Linked DNA regions of Homo sapiens: region 1 is linked to region 2. The links are chromatin loops, found by intact Hi-C in ENCODE. Cell type or tissue: PC-9. All regions are shown on one strand. Each heading gives the region's core, and the rest is flanking DNA. Links, peaks and the distances in the headings are about the cores only.

Region 1 (8,755 bases), core at 310-8,309, 650 kb after region 2:
TAATTACTGAGGGTCAGCTGATGTGTCATCGTGGTCCTGGACAGACAGAGCTAACCCATCTGGAACACTGCCAGTTGCCATGGCAAAGAGGAAAGAGAGCATAGCCCCTATGTATCAGCTCTTAAAGGCTTTTCCCCTAGAAAGTGGAGCTCATCACTTCTGCTCCAGTTTCACTGGCCAAAGCAAGTCACATGGCCAAGCCCAACTGCAAGAGGCTGGGACAGTGCAACCCTCCTGCAGAGAGAAGGGCTGATGAGCAGTTTGCAGAAGAGGAGATGAAGCTGACTTGCAAGATGCGCATTTGTGAGCCTCAGGAAATAAGTAGAGCTGTTTGGGGGCCCAGAGGACAAAGTTTGCACAGAGTTAGGAAGATGGCTTTCCTCCCTACCTCTGCTGCAGCTCCTTAGACAGCACTGGTGGCTTCAGAAAACTCAGGATGCCCACTTATCAGGACTATTGGCATGCAAAGGGGCACATTTCTGTACCCATTGCTTTGCATATGCTGTTTCCTCTGCCTGGGTCTCTTCCCCACCCCACCTCCTCACCTACTTAGTTCCTTCATCCTTCATATCTCATCAATAAGTTCAGTTCCTCTGGGAAGTCTCTCTTATAGCTTCCACTGGATTAGATGCCCTGCTATACTGCATAGCACCCTTTGGTTTTAATTGCCTGCACTTATTAAAGATTATCCTTGCATGTGGATCTGCATGATAATGGGATTGTGCTTATTTTCCCAAAAAGCCTGGAAGCTTCATGAAGGCAGGCTCCAAGACTGTCTCACTCACCTTGCACCCCCAGCACCTGGCACAGTATGAGGCACATCACCAAGTCTCTCCTTAGTGCCAATGAATGCCAGTGAAGACAGGCCATGCAGTGGGGGACTGCAGCTGATAAACAGGACTGTGGGAACATGGGAGGTTCCCCTTCTAGGACTTCAAGAAATAATTTAGGGGAAATTTCCAGGGGTTCAGAGGTCCTGTAGCTGAGGTAGAGTCAAGACAGGAGAGAGTTCATAGGAACGATAAGCAATATTTTATCAGAGGCCCCCCAGAACCCCTGATCCTGAGTCAAGGATCAGGAGGCAAGCAGTTTATATGAGAGGTGATCTCAAGGCCCACAGGCAGGGGACTAGGGAAGGAGGCAGGAATGGGGAGGAAGCCAGCCATTCTCGTTATCAACGTGGCCACTGGAGCACATCCTACCCAGCACACGCATTCTGGGTGTAGTGTAAAACACATGCCTAGAGTTATCCCATCTAAGCAGTGAGGGAGCTGGGGTATTTATACACCGACTCCAGTTGATCATTGATCCAGGGTTGCTCTCAGGGGGCTGCCAAGTGGACAACGGAGATGGCTTCTGCAGCAAGAGAAAACCTCAGATGGAAATGCAGGTGCTGGCAGTTGCAGAGCAATGGGTATGGGCAGGGCACAGTTGGCATGTGCTTCACTAAGGAAGAGTCCATTTACACCATTCTCACTGTGGCATCTCCTATACTGGTGAGAGCCGAGGTTCTACTCTAAGCTTCTCAACATCCATTTTGCATTTTTTGGCTCTCTGGGAGTGCTCTGGGAAGTCCTTACATAGACTCAGGCTAGTCTGGTGTAGAATTTACGTTTACGGCTTGGCCATATCTCTACTGCTATTTCATTCATCATTCATTATTTCACTTTACAGACCCCTCAAATGCTTACTGAATTTCTCTGTTTGGCAGGCACTGACCTAGAGGCTGGGGTACAACAATCAGATAAAGCACAATCTCTGCTTTGAAGTACTTTATAAAGCAGTATTTCCCAGGATTTAGAGAGGTGCTAAATGCCAAACAAGATATTTTGTTAAATAAGTTTGAAAAGCTTTGCAAAATACAACCTCTTCTTGGATAACTGCAAAGCACATTGACATATTAAAGGCTCTGAGAATGTCTGCAGAAAAGATATCTGTTTATTTTACCTAGGATTTTCCACACTTATTTGGCATTGGAGCCCTTTTCTACCAAATTGCCTTTATTAACATCCCAAGGAACTTGAATTCTGTGGAACATACTTTGACAAAGTTATTGGATTTCCATCCAATCCACTGAAGGCCTTAATAGAGAAAAAAAAGGGCTGAGTAAGCAAAAATTCACTCTCTGGTCTTTGAGCTGGGTCATCAGCTTCACTCTCTGGTCTTTGAGCTGGGTCATCAGCTTCACTCTCTGGTCTTTGAGCTGGGTCATCAGCTTCACTCTCTGGTCTTTGAGCTGGGTCATCAGCTTCACTCTCTGGTCTTTGAGCTGGGTCATCAGCTTCACTCTCTGGTCTTTGAGCTGGGTCATCAGTCCTTTGCCTTTGGAATTGGACTTGAACTGGAACTTACATTATTGCCTCTCCTGGTCTCAGGTCTTTGGCCTCAAGACTGGAACAATACCATCAGCTTTCTTGTGTGTCCAGCTTGCCAACAGCAGATCTGGGGACTTCTCAGCCTCCATTATCATGTGAGTTGCTTCTTCATCATATATGATATATCCTGTTGCTTCTGGTTCTCGGAGAACCCTAACTGATACAAATTTTGGCTGAGATTTTTGATGGGATGGTCCGCAGGGCCTCATGGCTCACAGGCTGCTTTATAGATGAATAGCTACAAAGGAAATCTCGAATCCTTCACATTAATTACCTGCCCTGGGATACAGACACTATCTGTCTCCTCATGGAGTCAGAGTTCTTGGTTCTCAGAAACATATAATTTGTATATTCATTAAAAACACTATTTATACATTCTGATGGGAAAAAGTCCAAATAATAGAAACACTGACAGTAATTACACTTAGTTTTGGAGCTAATTTTATTGAAAAATTGTCCTTAAATTGTTTCTTGACTTTGCCCTTAATCATGACGTGTTAAACACTCACAGGAAATCAGCATATGGCTCTTTAATGAACCAGCAGTGCATGACCAAGAAGTGTGGAGGTTGGTGTTTATTTTGAGATCAAAGGGAGAAAAATGAAGCCCAGAGGTATTTGTTTTCAGAAAAAAAAATCACACTCTTGTGTGTGAGGGTGACGGGAATCTTCTTAATTTAAGTTTTCTCCTGACTGTCCTATTTACTCCCACCACTAATCTGAATCTATAAATAGGGTTTAAATATTGCCCCTCTGGCTGTTTACTACACAGTCAATTATTTACTTTTAATTAAGAGATTTCCAAAGAGCATCCTTCCATTTCACCCTTGCAGCCAAACAACAGAGGGTGTGGCCTTTCCACAAAGAATGACTTTCTGTAACTCACATCCAAGAAAAGACACTGAAACAGGAAGAGACTAAGGAGCAGCTCCTCTCTGACTTGAAGGAAAGTCAGGCTTAATGATGATAATTTTTTCCCCCAGAACTTAAAAAAAAGCTGTATGCTCACTACGTGATGCAGGATGAGGCCCGAATCTGGCACAATTCCTGGTCCCAGGTCTGTTCCGTTCGATCCTTGGTTGCTTCCTGCTTGCCTCCGTCCTTCACCTCCCCAAGAGTTCGGCAAAACCCTGGTTGTCGAAATGCTGTAGTGTGGATAACACGCCATCTAGTGGTTAACAGGACAATTGCAAAAATAGCTTCACAGGTCATATGTCAAACTATTCCAAAATTGGGCTTCAGACCTCAGTTATCTATGCCACTGGTCCTCAGGGTTTGCTTCACATGAAAATCACCTGAGGAGCCTTTAAAAATCTGATGTCCAGGCCGTACCCCATCACAATTAAATCAGAATCTCTGGATGTAGGGCCCAGACATCAGCGTTTTTAAAAATCCCCAGGTGATTCCAAAGGGCAGCCAAGCTTGAGAACTGGTGACCTTTGCAACCAAAACAATGGATTAAAAGGTAGAAACACTTTATGCAGTGATTATAAATCACATGTATCATAAAAAACATTTCCTGTATAAAGCATATATAGAGGTTGCTTTTTTCCTTCTTCTTCATACTTGGATTTTATTGATTTTGTTTAGACAGGGTCTCACTCTGTCCCCCAGGCTGGAGTGCAGTGGTGAGATCTCGGCTCACTGCAACCTCTGCTTCCTGGGTCCAAGCGATTCTTGTGCCTCAGCCTCCCGAGTAACTGGGACTACAGGCGTGTGCCACCACGCTCGGCTAATTTTTGTATTTTTAGTACAGATGGGGTTTTGCCATGTTGGCCAGGCTGTCTTGAACTCCTGACCTCAAGTGATCCACCTACCTCAGCCTCCCAAAGTATTGGGATTACAGGCATGAGCCACCATGCCTGGCTTACAGTAGTACTTTAACATTGCTTTTTCAACTTAATATGTTATGGATATCTCATATAGTCAATACGCTAGATCTAACTCATTTTCTTTTTAAAAAACTTTTATTTTAGGTTCAGGGGTATATGCGCAGGTTTGTTATATAGGTAAACTCATGTTATGGAGGTTTGACGTACAGACTATTTTGTCACCCCAGTATGAAGCGTAGTTCCCAATAGTTATTTTTTTCTGATCTTCTTCCTCCTTCCTCCCTCCACCCTTAGGTGGTCCTCAGTGTCTGTTCTCTTTTTTGTGTCCATGTCTTCTCATCGTTGGACTCCCACTTATAAGTGAGAACATGCAGTATTTGGTTTTCTATTCCTGTGTTAGTTTGCTAAGGATAATGGCCTCCAGCTCCATCCATGTTTCTGCAAATGGCATGATCTTGTTCTTTTTTATGGCTGTATGGTATTTCATGGTGTATATGTACCATATCTTCTTTATAAAGTCTACTATTGATGGGCATTTAGGTTGATTCCATGTTTTTGCTATTGTGAATAGTGCTTCAGTGAACATAATGTGCATGTATCTTTATAATAGAATGATTTATATTCCTTTGGGTATATACCCAGTAATGGGATTGCTGGGTCGAATGGTGGTTCTGTTTTTAGCTCTTTTGGGAATCGCCACTCTGCTTTTCACAATGGTTGAACCAATTTACACTCCCATCAACAGTGTATAAGCATTCCCTTTTCTCCACAACCTCACCAGCATCTGTTATTTTTTCACTTTTTAATAGTAGCCATTCTGACTGGTGTGAGATGGTATCTCACTGCAGTTTTTATTTGCATTTCTCAAATGATCAGTGATCTTGAGCTTTTTTTCTTACGCTTGTTGGCCACATATGTCTTCTTTTGAAAAGTGTCTATTCATGTTCTTTGCCCACTCTTTAATTAGGTTGTTTTCTCCTTATAGATGCTGAATATTAGACCTTGCAAATATTTTCTGCCATTCTGTAGGTTGTCTGTTTACTTTGTTGATAGTTTCTTTTGCTGTGCAGAAGCTCCCACATTTTATTAGATCCCATTTGTCAATTTTTGCTTTTGTGGAAATTGCTTTTGGTGTCTTCACCATGAAATCTTTGCCAGTCCCTATATCCAGAATGGTGTTGCTTAGGTTGTCTTCCAAGGCTTTTATAGTTTTGGGTTTTACATTTAAGCCTTGAATTCATCTTGAGTTGATTTTTGCATATGGTGTAAGGAAGGGGTCTAATTTCAATCTTCTGCATATGACTAGACAGTTATCCCAGCACCACTTATCAAACAGGGAGCTCTTTCCCCATTGCTTGTTTTTGTCAGCTTTGCCAGAGATCAGATGGTTGTAGGTATGTGGCCTTATTCAATGCTATTCCTATCAAACTACCAAGGACATTCTTCAGAGATCTAGAAAAAACTATTTAAAAATTCATATGGAACCAAAAAAGAGCGCAAATAGCTAAGGCAATCCTAACCAAAAAGAACAAAGCTGGAGGCATTACCTTACTCGACTTCACATTTTACTACAGGGCTACAGTAATCAAAACAGCATGGTACTGGTACAAAAACAGACATTTAGACCAGTGGAACAGAGCAGAGAGCCCAGAAATAAGGCCTGATTTTCAATAGCTGTGAAAAATGAAAAAGCATCCGTAAATATGTGTCCTTTGAGGTATAACATCCACCAGTGGATTTCTTTGGTTAGATGGTGTATATGTTTGACATTTAACCAAAGCTTCTGGCCAGCGTTCTTCATCCAAAGGACAGCAATTCACTCTCCCACTAACACTGTATGAACTGTTCCATCTACACCTTCATAAGCACTGAATGCTATCAAGCTTTTTAATTCTTGCCAATATGATTTGTGAGAAATGCTATCATGTTACCTTATAAAATACATTGCATTTCCCTGTCTAGTGAGTCTGGGGATCTTTCATTTATTGACCATTTTCATTTCCCTTCCTATGTATTGCCCAGTCACGTCCTTTCTGCATATTTCTATTGGGTAAGTTTTTTTCCTTATCAGTTCCAAGAGCTCCTTATATATTACAGATATTAACTCAGAAATCAAGAATGTTGCAGATATTTTCCCCAATCTGTTCTTGTGTTTTAACTTTTATTACTTTTTATTTATTTATTTATTTGAGACAAGGTCTTGCTCTGTTGCCCAGGCTGGAGTGCAGTGGCCCAATCACGAACTCCTGGGCTCAGACAATTCTCCCACTTCTGCCTCCATGCCTGGCTAATTTATAAATTTTTTTTGTAAAGACAGGGTCTCCCTAGGTTGCCCTGGCTTCTCTTGGCGTCCTCAAGTGATCCTCCCACCTTGGCCTGGCAAAGTGTTGGGATTACAGTCATGAGTCACTGCACCTGGCCATGTTTTAACTTTTTATAGTCAAGCTTGTCTTTTCTCTTCTGGATTCTAGATTTCCTGTTATGCATAAGCAATACCCCCCACCCATGCCATGCTCCAATCTTGAAATTATACACATTTTCTCCTAAATTTATTCCATTTTTTTATTTTTCATTTAGGGTTAATTCATTCATAATGATTTTATTCATGGCTGGAGGTGTTATTTTCCAGATCAATAACCAATTATGTTAGCAGTATTAATTAAATAAATCATCTTCTCTCCCACTGAACTAAAATGCCATCTTTATCATGTATTAAATTTGAATATATACTCAGATTTTTTTTGACTTTCTGGTCTTCTGATCTGTACACTTATTTATAAGCTAAAGTCATACAGTTTTAAAATTATTATATTAGTTTTCTAGAAAGTTTTAATAGCTGGTAAGGGAATCCCACCCACTGTCTTTTCACAATTAAATATTTTTGTTGTCAGTTCTAAAACATTTAGAATTTCTCCAATATAAATGCTAAGTACTTTTTGTATAGCCCCAGGAAAACACCATTGATATTCTGATTGGAATTAATTTAAGGTACATATTTATTTGGAAATCACTGACATTTATGATGATTAATTCTTCCCATTCAAGGACATCCTGTGTCTCACAATTAGTTGAAATATTGTTTTTACACCCTGTAACAAAATGTATAGCTTTCTTCATGGAGGTCTCATAATTTTTGGTAAATTTTAACAGTTAATTTTTCTAAGTAAATAATATAATGGCTATACAGCACTTAACCCAAAAATCCAGTGTGTAGTAACTATTACAAATGTTAGGTATTAAAATTATTGTTGTTATTTTGATTATTAGCTTTACTTATTCTCATTGAGTAAAATCATAGAAAATATAAAGCTTGAAAAAGCTCTTTGCTGGTTAACTCACATGGACCCTCGATATTGTAAAAATGTAATTTCTCCCCCAAAATTGATCTATAGAATCAATACAATTCCAATAAAAATTCTAGGAGATTGTATGTGTGTGTGTAAATTCACAAGTTGCTTGTAAAATTTATATAGAAAGACAAAGAGCCAAAAATAACCAAGCCAATCTTGAAGGAAAATAAGAGGACTTATACTAGAGGATATTGAGACTTCTTATGAAGCTCAATAATTAAGACAATGTGGTATTTGGAGCAAGATTAGACAAATGACGAATAGAACAGAATAGTCTAGAGGTACACACACATGCTCAATTTATGACAAAAGTGACAAGTCGGAGCAATGGGAAGGTATGATCTTTTCAATAAACAGTGCTGGGTCAATTAGAAATCAATGTTTATGTTAATCTCTATAAACATTTTACACTAAAATCAGTTCCAGATGGATTATAAATCAAAATATAAAAGGTAAAACAAGAAAACATATAAAAGACAATATAGGAGAATGCCTTCATGACCTTGGGATAGACAAAGATTTCTTTCACAGGATACAAAAAAACAAAAGAAAGTAAAATATTGGCTGGGCATGGTGGCTTATGCCTGTAATCCCAGCACTTTGGGAGGCTGAGGTGGATGGATCACTTGAGTTCAAGAGTTCAAGACCAGCCTGGCCAACTTGGTGAAACTCTGTCTCTACTAGAAATACAAAAATTAGCCAGGCATGGTGGTGGGCAACTGTAATCCCAGCTACTCAGGAGGCTGAGGCAGGAGAATAGTGTGAACCCAGGAGGTGGAGGTTGCAGTGAGCTGAGATCACAGCACTGCACTCCAGCCTGGTTGACAGAGCAAGACTCCATCTCAAAAAAGAAAAAAAAGTAAGTAAAGCATTAATAAATTGACCTATATTAAGATTAAGAACTGTTTATTGAAAGGCACCATTATTTGGCTCAGCATAAGAAAATCAATCAATGCAATATACCATATTATTGGAATAAAAGAGAAAAAACAACATGACCATCTCAATATATGCAGAAAAAGCATTTGACAAAATCCACCGCCCTTTCATAATAAAAACACTCAACAAACTAGGAATAGAAAGGAACTCCCTTAACCTGATGAAAGGCATCTATGAAAACCCCACAACTAACATCATTCTTAATAAAGAAAGACCTAATGGTGAAAAGGCAAAAGATCTAAGATTCTCCTAAGATCAAG
Region 2 (8,755 bases), core at 424-8,423:
ACTCTTTTCGGGCATCTGAGGTTCATTCTGTCTGGACCAGCTCAAGCCAACTTGCCACCCTGCGTGACCCAGGAGAATCCTATGCTCTGACTGGCTTAGGCCTGGGTCACCTGCCTTATTCTAACCACCAGGTAAGAGGCAGAGAGGGATTTCAGGCAAAAATCGGGCTATTCTGGAAGTGGAGAAAATGAATGCAGGAGGCAGATGACACCTGCTGGATGGACTGCCCTCTGATCTGCACTGTGGAACAGCTGCTCCACCTTACAGCTGAGACGCCTCCACCTACATCAGCTTATTGCACCACCTAGCAACACCAGGACTAGGATATCATCATCCCCTTTTCACAGGTGAGGAGACTGAGGCTCAGAGAGTCAAACTTCCCACCCAAGGTCACCTGCTGTGAACACAAAGCCACATCAACATTCCAGCTGTGTTCTGCCACTTAACCAGACTCCCAGTTCTGTGTTTTCTCTTTGTTGTACAGGAAGTGAGGAGAGAGGATGATCACAAACCTGAGAGAGGAGGAGGAGAAAACACAGGAAGGATGAAAAATCCCTGAGGAAGTTTTACCAAGGCGCCGCCCTGCCTCCCCGCCCTGCCCCAGGTGCTGGTCGGTTCATTGCTCTCCATTTAGGAGACTTCTTCCCAGCCTTTTTAGTGGTTTAACAAACATATTCATTTCCATGTCATCCTCACGATTTTGCCACTTGTATTTTTGTTTACTTATTTTCTTAAGTCAACTCATTATTATACTTGCAAACAGTATGTAAATATCAACTTCATAGGGCAACTGTCAATCAAAAGGAGTACCACTTGCCTCAAATAAAAATTAACTTCAGGATCAACAGAGAACTATTAAACTTAATAACAGCCATCCGCACAGCCCTCAAAATCATCTCACATCCAAAGCAGGGTCCTCAGACTCACTCTGGGGAATCAGAGCTACCTGGTCACACCGGAACACTAGCAATCACCATGCTCGTTATTCTGCCACATGCATTCTGCCAGGCATGCCTGCACCTCCCCTGTGTTCTGATATGCAGGGGAGGGAAGGCAGAGGGCCCTAGGAGCAGGAGGCACGTGCAACCCACTCCAAATGCGGCCAGCGTGCTGCGGGATTACAGCCCGGTCCGCATCCCCCCACCACAATGCCACTAGTTCTTCCGCTATCAAAACAGTTTCACTATCAAACTAGGGTATCAGAAATCCTCCCCTAACAAAAAATATTTCCTGTACCCTCTTTGGTTTTATTCCTTTGGGTAAGAGCTCTCGGCTCACTGCAACCTTCACCTCCTGGGTTCAAGCAATTCAGCCTCCCGAGTAGCTGGGACTACAGGTGCATGTCACCACACCTGGCTAATTTTTTTTTGTATTTTAGTAGAGACGGAGTTTCACCATGTTGCCCAGGGTGGTCTCAAACTCCTCAGCTCAGTCAATCCACCTGTCCTGGCCTCCCAAAGTGCTAGGATTACAGGCGTGAGCCACCGTATCCAGCCTAGATCGTTCTTTATAACAGCATGAAACAGGAAGGACCCTAAACATTCAAGAGGAGGAAAGCGGTGGTGTCCACCGTGGTGCAGCTATGTGATGAGATCTTAGGCAGACTTAAAGTATGACGGGCCAGGTGGGGTGACTCACGCCTCTAATCCCAGCACTTAGGAATGCTAAGGCGGGAAGATCACTTGAACCCAGGAGTTCAAGACTGTCTCTATTAAAAAAAAAAGATGATGGTTAAAACACTGGGGTGAAATAGGTAGTTCTCACATTTTTAAAAAAACAGGAATTAAACTGCATGTGCGGTATGATTTCTAGTATAGAATAAAATGCTTCACTTTTAAAGCAAAGTCTAGCTGTATATACACCAATAATAGCATTGTTAGTGGTGTAGTACTTGGGCAGTGTGTGGAAATATAGCAAGATATGACTAATTAAAGGCAAGGGTCCCTGTTCCCACTCCAGGGCCTCCCAGCTGCCTGGGACACCCAGCTCTGCCACTGCACGCCCTACACAGCTGTCACCTGGACCTCAGGCTAGGATGCTAACCCAGGTGTGTGCCGAGCCCATGAACTTCAGGGTTTCTTCATGCAGGACACCACAGCAGCAGGAATGCCACCAGATGTGGCAGAGTCCAAGTTCTCCTGGAGATTCTTTCTAGCTCTTCAGACTTTCAGCTGACACTCACACGGCGCTGATTGCATCAATACTGAGGGCGCTGTGAGCCCTGACCCTGACTTCAGGGAGCTTACAATCCAGCATAAATATCCACAAGTGGACCCCACCTGCCCCTCCTCGGAAGTCCCCTCCTGTATTCATCTCGCTGGCTGCACCTGCATCTGGTCCTTGGGAGCCAAGGGCTGTAGAAGGATAATTTTCTGCCATACCCACGCGTCTGTACCAGTCCTCAGCACAGCACTTGGCCCATGGAAGCCACCAGTGTGCATGGGAAGGATGACTGCATGAACCAGTGTTTTGTTTTGTTTTGTTTTTGTTTGTTTGTGTGTTGAGACAGGGTCTCGCTCTGTGGCCCAGGCTGGAGTACTAAGGTGGGATCACAGCTGACTGCAGCCTCAAACTTGTGGCCTCAAGCAATCCTCCCATCTTAGCCTCCCAAGTAGCTGGGGTTACAGGGATGTGCCACCATGGTCAGCTAATGTTTTCATTTTTTGTAGAGATGGTATCTCACTATGTTGCCCAGGCTGGTATTGAAATCCTGAGCTCAAGCAATCCTCCCACCTCAGCCTCCCAAAGTGCATGAACCAGTTTTAAAACAGTAATTAGAACTTCTATAAGCTGAGAGCATGCTATCCTTAAGTCGGTAGTCCCCGGAGGATGGGGCACCCTGTGGCTGGGAGGATCTTGGGCACCTCTGTTAACCAGTCCCAGCTTGGTTTAACTAGGGGGAGGGCTTCTTGGGCTAGAAGGGCATCTTCCATCCCTCCCACCCCAATTCAAGTACCAGGTCTGCCTCCCCCAGCTCCCAGCTATCTCAGTTCAACCTCCCTGGGGGCAGGTAGGGGCGCCCGGCCCCAGCACGTTCTGTTGGATGTTCCACCTCCTTGTTCCCTCTCTTCCCTCTTCTCACCCCCAGTTCCATTCTCATCGTTGCAAGCCAGGGCCACTGTGAACTTGGCATCCCTGGGACGCTGCACATTTACCTTCATCTTCCCAGCGAATCCTTCCAGAGAGACACTGTCCCCATTTTATAAACGAAGCACACTGGCCCCAGAGTATTTTGGCTGCTGCTGCTGCTGCTGCTGAAAAGAAGCCAAATAACACATCAAAAAAACTACAGATGAAAATGGGGCCAAATTGATGACACAGAACAGAAGGGAGTCCAGATCACAGCTGGATCGGGGGGTGCCTCTTGGCCCATGGCCCCCGTGTTTTCTATAGAATGCCCAAGGGCCAGAGAGGCTAAGAGGGAGAAAGTGGGCGGCCCCCACTGCACCCCCCAGCTTTTGTGCCCGGGTGGGGAATCCCAAGGAATACGTGAGTCTCAAGGCCCCCCACTTTCAACCTGTGGTGAAGGGAGGCAGGGTGCATTGCAGTGGGTTAGTTGAATTGTTTACGTATGTATTTATTTATTTGCAAGTCTATGGGGTTAATGAAGTAATTAGGGAAATCTGGGGTCTGCACTCCTGGACTTACAATGAAAGCTAGACATTTTTTTTTTCGTAATCCCAGCACTTTGGGAGACCGAGGTGGGCGGATCACATGAGGTCGCGAGTTCGAGACCAGCCTGGCCAACATGGTGAAACCCCGTTTCTACTAAAAATACAGAAATTAGCTGGGCGTGGTGGCGGACGCCTGTAGTCCCAGCTGCTTGGAGGCTGAGGCAGGAGAATCGCTTGAACCCGGGAGGCAGAGGCTGCAGTGAGCCGAGATCGCCACTGCACTCCAGCCTGGGCGACAGAGCGAGCGAGACTCAGTCAAAAAAAAAGAAGAAGAAAAGACACGCGAGCCCCTTTGAAGAATAAATCTCAGCTGTGTTATCTGTCTTGTCACAGCACTGAAACGTGGGGATGGGGAGAACGTAGTTCCACGTTGGCACAGATGAGCTGTTTACATCGAGGCGGACGAGCAGGCAGGAGCGTGCAGTCCGTGCGGCTCTGTTTCTTTCCCCTGTTAAGCGCAGAGTTTCTAGCTGCAGCTAAAGACGCCCACCCAGGCCGAGCGCCCTTGGATTCTGTGGGAGGGCGGCCCCGCGTCCACCGCCTGGGGGCACCGACTCGGGGCTGCGGACCTCGGAGCGCGCCCGGCGGGCTTTGGTTTGGGCAAGGCTGCCATCGTGTGGCCGCCGTGGGTATTTCCCTCGGAAAGCGGCCGGGCAGCGAGCAGGCGCCCGCGCCTCTTCTTTTTACGGGAGTCCGCGCTCTCCGCAAGTCTGTCCTGAGATCGCCGTTTTCTCCCACCAGCCAGAATGGGGCTCACTGCTGCAACCCGGGTCTCAGTCTTCTCCAGGGCACCTCCTGGGCCGTGCCCCGAGCCTTGACTGCGGCAGGCGGTGTTTTTTCCTCTAAAGGAAGAACTTGCCTGTCAGGGCAGTCCACAGTCCAAAATGTGACGCATACCGGAGCTCAGGCCTGGTATCAATCTTAGCACAGCATTTCGGGCTGAATAACTCTGTTATGGGAGCTTTCCTGCCTCTACCCACTAGATGTCAGTACCACCTCTCACCCAACTGTGACAACCAAAAATATCTCCAGACATGGCCAAATGTCCAGGGTTAGGAGGCAAAGTTACCCACCTGAGAACATAAGAGGGAGTGTACTCGTTTCCCATTGCAACTGTAAGAAATTATCACAAATTTGGTGGCCTAAAACTGCCAGGATTTCTTACCATACAGTTCTGGAAGTCAGAAGTCTCAAACAGGTCTTGCTGGGCTGAGGTCAAGCTGGTTCCTTCTGGAGGCTCCAGGGGAGAATCTGTTTCCTGGTCCTTTCCACACAGGCGGCCTGCATTCCTTGGCTCATGGCCCCTTCCTTCATCTTCAAACCCAGCAATGGCTGACTGTGTCTCACGCTGCGACGCTCTGATGGTTCTCTGGCAGTCAAACCTTTCTGTGTGTCCCTCATTTAAACAACCCTTGTGATCACACTGGGCCCACCCAGAGGATCCAGGATAATCTCTCCCTCTCACAATCTTTAGCTTAATCGCATCTGAGAAGTCCCTTTTACCAGGTAAGGTAACTGATACGGTTTGGATGTGTCCCCACCCAAATCTCATCATGAATTGTAGCTCCCATAATTCCCATGTGTGGTGAGAGGGACCCAGTGGGAGATAATTGAGTCACGGGGCACCTTCCCCCATACTGTTCTCATGATAGTTAATAGGTCTCAAGACCTACTAACTATCTCAAGTGGTTTCATAAGGGGAAACCTCTTTCACTTGGTTCTCATTTCTCTCTTGTCTGCTGCCATGTAAGACGTGCATTTCGCCTTCTGCCATAATTGTGAGGATTCCCAGCCACGTGGAACTGAGTCCATTAAACTTCTTTTTCTTTATAAATTACCCAGTCCCAGGTATGTCTTTATCAGCAGCATGAAAACAGACTAATACAGTAACACACTCACAGGTTCCCAGGATTCCCATGTGAGCATCTTTGGGGGCTGCCATGAGAAGATACAAGTGTAAGCCTTGACCAGGCTAGAGCAACAGTGCAGATGAGTGACACTGGCCAGTGAGTGGTGGGGATATGCCCTCCAGGAAAGGGACCGCAGTTTCCAGGCCCTAAAACGTCTCATCTGCTGACTAATTTGAACCCTCAAGCTGCCAGTTTACAGACCCTGACTCATCCTCTACCTTTCACCAACGAGAACCCCGGCGACCCAGAAGGAAAGTGATCATCCCAGCCCTCTCTGGAGTAAGGAGCCAGGCTGAAGCCAGACCCCAAGCTCTTCCCAGTCCTGGGACACAAGTCCATGTTACCCACCCTCAAAGGGAAACATTTCTGTGCTGTGGGATTTCAAGCTGTGCATGAGGCCAGGGAGGAAGTGGTGGTCCCCACACCATCTACACTCCACACCCCCCACCAGGGGTTGGAGGCCGGCTGTGAGAATCAGCCCAGGGCCCTGCCTGAGGGGCTGGATGTGAGGGCAACGTGGGCACCATGACTCTCTGGGGACTGACAGGATGAGCTCAGGGGTCTGTCCCTCACTTGGAGGGTGAGACCCCTGTTTGGCTCTGCATTGAGTGTGAGGATATGGAGTGCCAGGGAGGGAGAGAGAAAGAAATGCCTTTGCTATTTTTATTGGCTTTGAAGTCTAAAATGCCAGGCTCACTTGGGCAGTGGTGGGAAGGGCATCATAGAAGTCTTCAAATAGGTTTGGGGGTCCCAGAGTAGAAGAGAGGTGCGTTCCAATTCCAGCTCGGAGTTCTCAGAGAATGAGTGGCCCCAACCCCAGAGCTCAGAAGAGGACTGCATGAGGGTGCAGGGTCAGCCCCACAGCAAAGCCAGGAGTCCCCAGTGGGGACAGAAAAATGATGCTTACCCATGTGGCCAGGGACAGAGACGATGCAGGTTGAGAGCGAGAACTTGCCGGCCACAACGTCACTTCCTGGTTAGGACAGGGGTTTGGGGTAGAAGCATCCGCAGACACCAGCAGGACCACACACCAGGTGTCCAGGGAGCCTGAGACCAGAGACCATGACAGGACAATTGTGCATGTTAGCTCTAGCCAGGGTGGGCCAAGAGCAGATGGCATCTCCTCACCAAGGCCCCTGCCCTTGGAGCTGACCCCAGGAAGAAAGAGGTACCAAAGAAAATCCTACTTGGAGTGAGGTTGGTTGGAAGGTATCTGAATCCACGCGACTACTTTTTCTGCCATCAACCAGAATGGGTGCTCCAGATACAGATACAACTCAGTTCTAGGAAAATCAAGCCCTAATTTTGCACACCTGAGTGTGAACTGTGTAAAGTGAAAATTAAGTATGACAATAGCAGAGGCATGTGATAACGGAGCCCTTTACAGATGGAAGAGTGCTGTCCTGGGTGACATCCATGGCACCCTCACAGGGACGTGCTGGGGCTGGTGTTTCATGCCTGTGGATAGCCAGGACCTGTGGGGCTCAGAGCTGTGCAGTGATCACTCAGCAAGACCTGTCCAAATGTGCCGGGCCAAGTCTTCAAAACACTGTGTGTCCCCTCTCAAGCCGGCTTCATAGGAGAGACAGTGCCCACTTCCCGATCTGTCACCGAGTGTCCCCACGCACCCAGGACCATCTGAAGCACAGGGCTGGGAAGCCGGCGGGGCTCTGCACACACAGAATCCAGGCTTTGCAGGGGTGGGAGCAAAGGCCTCAAGTCAGCTTGGCCTTCCCACAGCACAGGCGCCAAGGCCAAAGCTGCTTGGCCTCCAGAAACCACCTCTGCAGCCCAGGCTCTGGTCCACAGCAAAAGTGGGTGGGATAAAAGTCAGCGCGTGTATTGTGAAATCTGATTTCTTCTGCTCGACTTATGTCTGCAGCATTCAGGGAGCAGGGGAAGGTCTTTCTTTCTCTTTTCTCTTTCTCTCTCCTTCCTTCCTCCCTTTTCTCTTTCCTTCTTTCTCTTTTTCTTTCTCTTTCTCTTTCTCTCTTTCTCTCTCTCTTCTTCTCTTTCTTTTTTTTTTTGAGATGGAGTCTCTCTCTGTTGCCCAGGCTAGAGTGCAGTGGCATAATCTCAACTCACCATAACCACCACCTTCTAGGGTCAAGTGATTCTCACACCTCAGCCTCCCAAGTAGCAGGGATTACAGACACATGCCACCACACCCAGCTAATTTTTGTATTTTTTTAGTAGAGATGGGGTTTTGCCATATTGGCCAGGCTGGTCTCAAACTCCTGACTTCAAGTGATCTGCCTGCCTCAGCTTCCTAAAGTGCTGTGATTACAGGTGTGAGCCACCACACCTGCCCCCTTGTAGTATTTCTTTATGTAGCTTATGTGAATTTAATTTAGACTGATTTTCATGAAGCTACTTTACAAATACAATACTTATAGTTGGTTGTAATACCTACATTAGATGGGACGGATTTTATCTGCTTCTGTTGTTCACACGGTGATATGGTGTGGCTGTGTCCCCACCCAAATCCCATCTTGAATTATAGCTCCCATAATTCCCACCTGTTGTGGGAGGGACCCGGTTGGACATAATTGAATCATGGGGTGGTTTTCCCCATATTGCTCTCGTGGTAGTGAATAATCTCACAAGATCTGATGGTTTTATAAGGGGTTTCCCCTTTCGCTTGGGTCTCATTTTCTCTTGTCTGCCACCATGTAAGACATGCCTTTCACCTTCTGCCGTGATTAACCGAGGCCTCCCCAGCCACGTGGAGCTTTGAGTCTATTAAACCTCTTTTTCTTTATAAATTATCCAGTCTCAGGCATGTCTTTATCAGCAGCGTGAAAACGGACTAATACACATGGAGACCCAGCAGACATTTCCTCAATCGAAGCACCCCTATTGCAAGTTGAGAGCCATGAGGGAATGATCGTAAAAAGAGCCTACCTAGTCCTGTGACTGGCGTCACCTGGGAAGATTATACCGCAATCCGACCCGAGGAGACGCCCTCCCAATCCCATGGAATTGGAACAGAACCTGGGTGCCCAAGGACCCAAAGCCATCTGCTGGGAGCCCATCCTGTACAGCATCGGCCGCCCACTAAGAATGGCTCAAATCTCAGGCAGTGAAGATCACCCAGGTTCACAAGTCCTGTAGCCCGTCTGTCTGCACATTGTCAAGAATCCCTGTTAGAAGGGTTTGCTGCCTAGAAAA

Evidence for each region. Peaks named below come from ENCODE experiments on the same cell type or tissue, not always from the same donor. Only the 100,000 strongest peaks of a DNase experiment are listed, where the experiment ranks them.
Region 1: it touches region 2 in a loop (12-fold over the local background); 5 of 110 quality-filtered maps call a loop at or near these places.

The regions. Positions count from the first base shown.
Region 1 is chr15:99,073,358-99,082,112 of GRCh38, forward strand. No RefSeq gene overlaps it. Among named protein-coding and RNA genes, the nearest start is that of SYNM, 27 kb to the right of the region's middle. In PC-9, for the core only: CTCF peaks have their summits at 3,547 (motif pointing left) and 3,747; a DNase peak (open chromatin) is centred at 3,504; H3K4me3 peaks cover 374 bases.
Region 2 is chr15:98,424,247-98,433,001 of GRCh38, forward strand. No RefSeq gene overlaps it. Among named protein-coding and RNA genes, the nearest start is that of LINC02351, 7.6 kb to the left of the region's middle. RefSeq lists silencers at 4,114-4,408, 4,134-4,428. In PC-9, for the core only: CTCF peaks have their summits at 4,246 and 4,449; no DNase peak of the experiment used is centred there; H3K4me3 peaks cover 754 bases; H3K27me3 peaks cover 3,181 bases.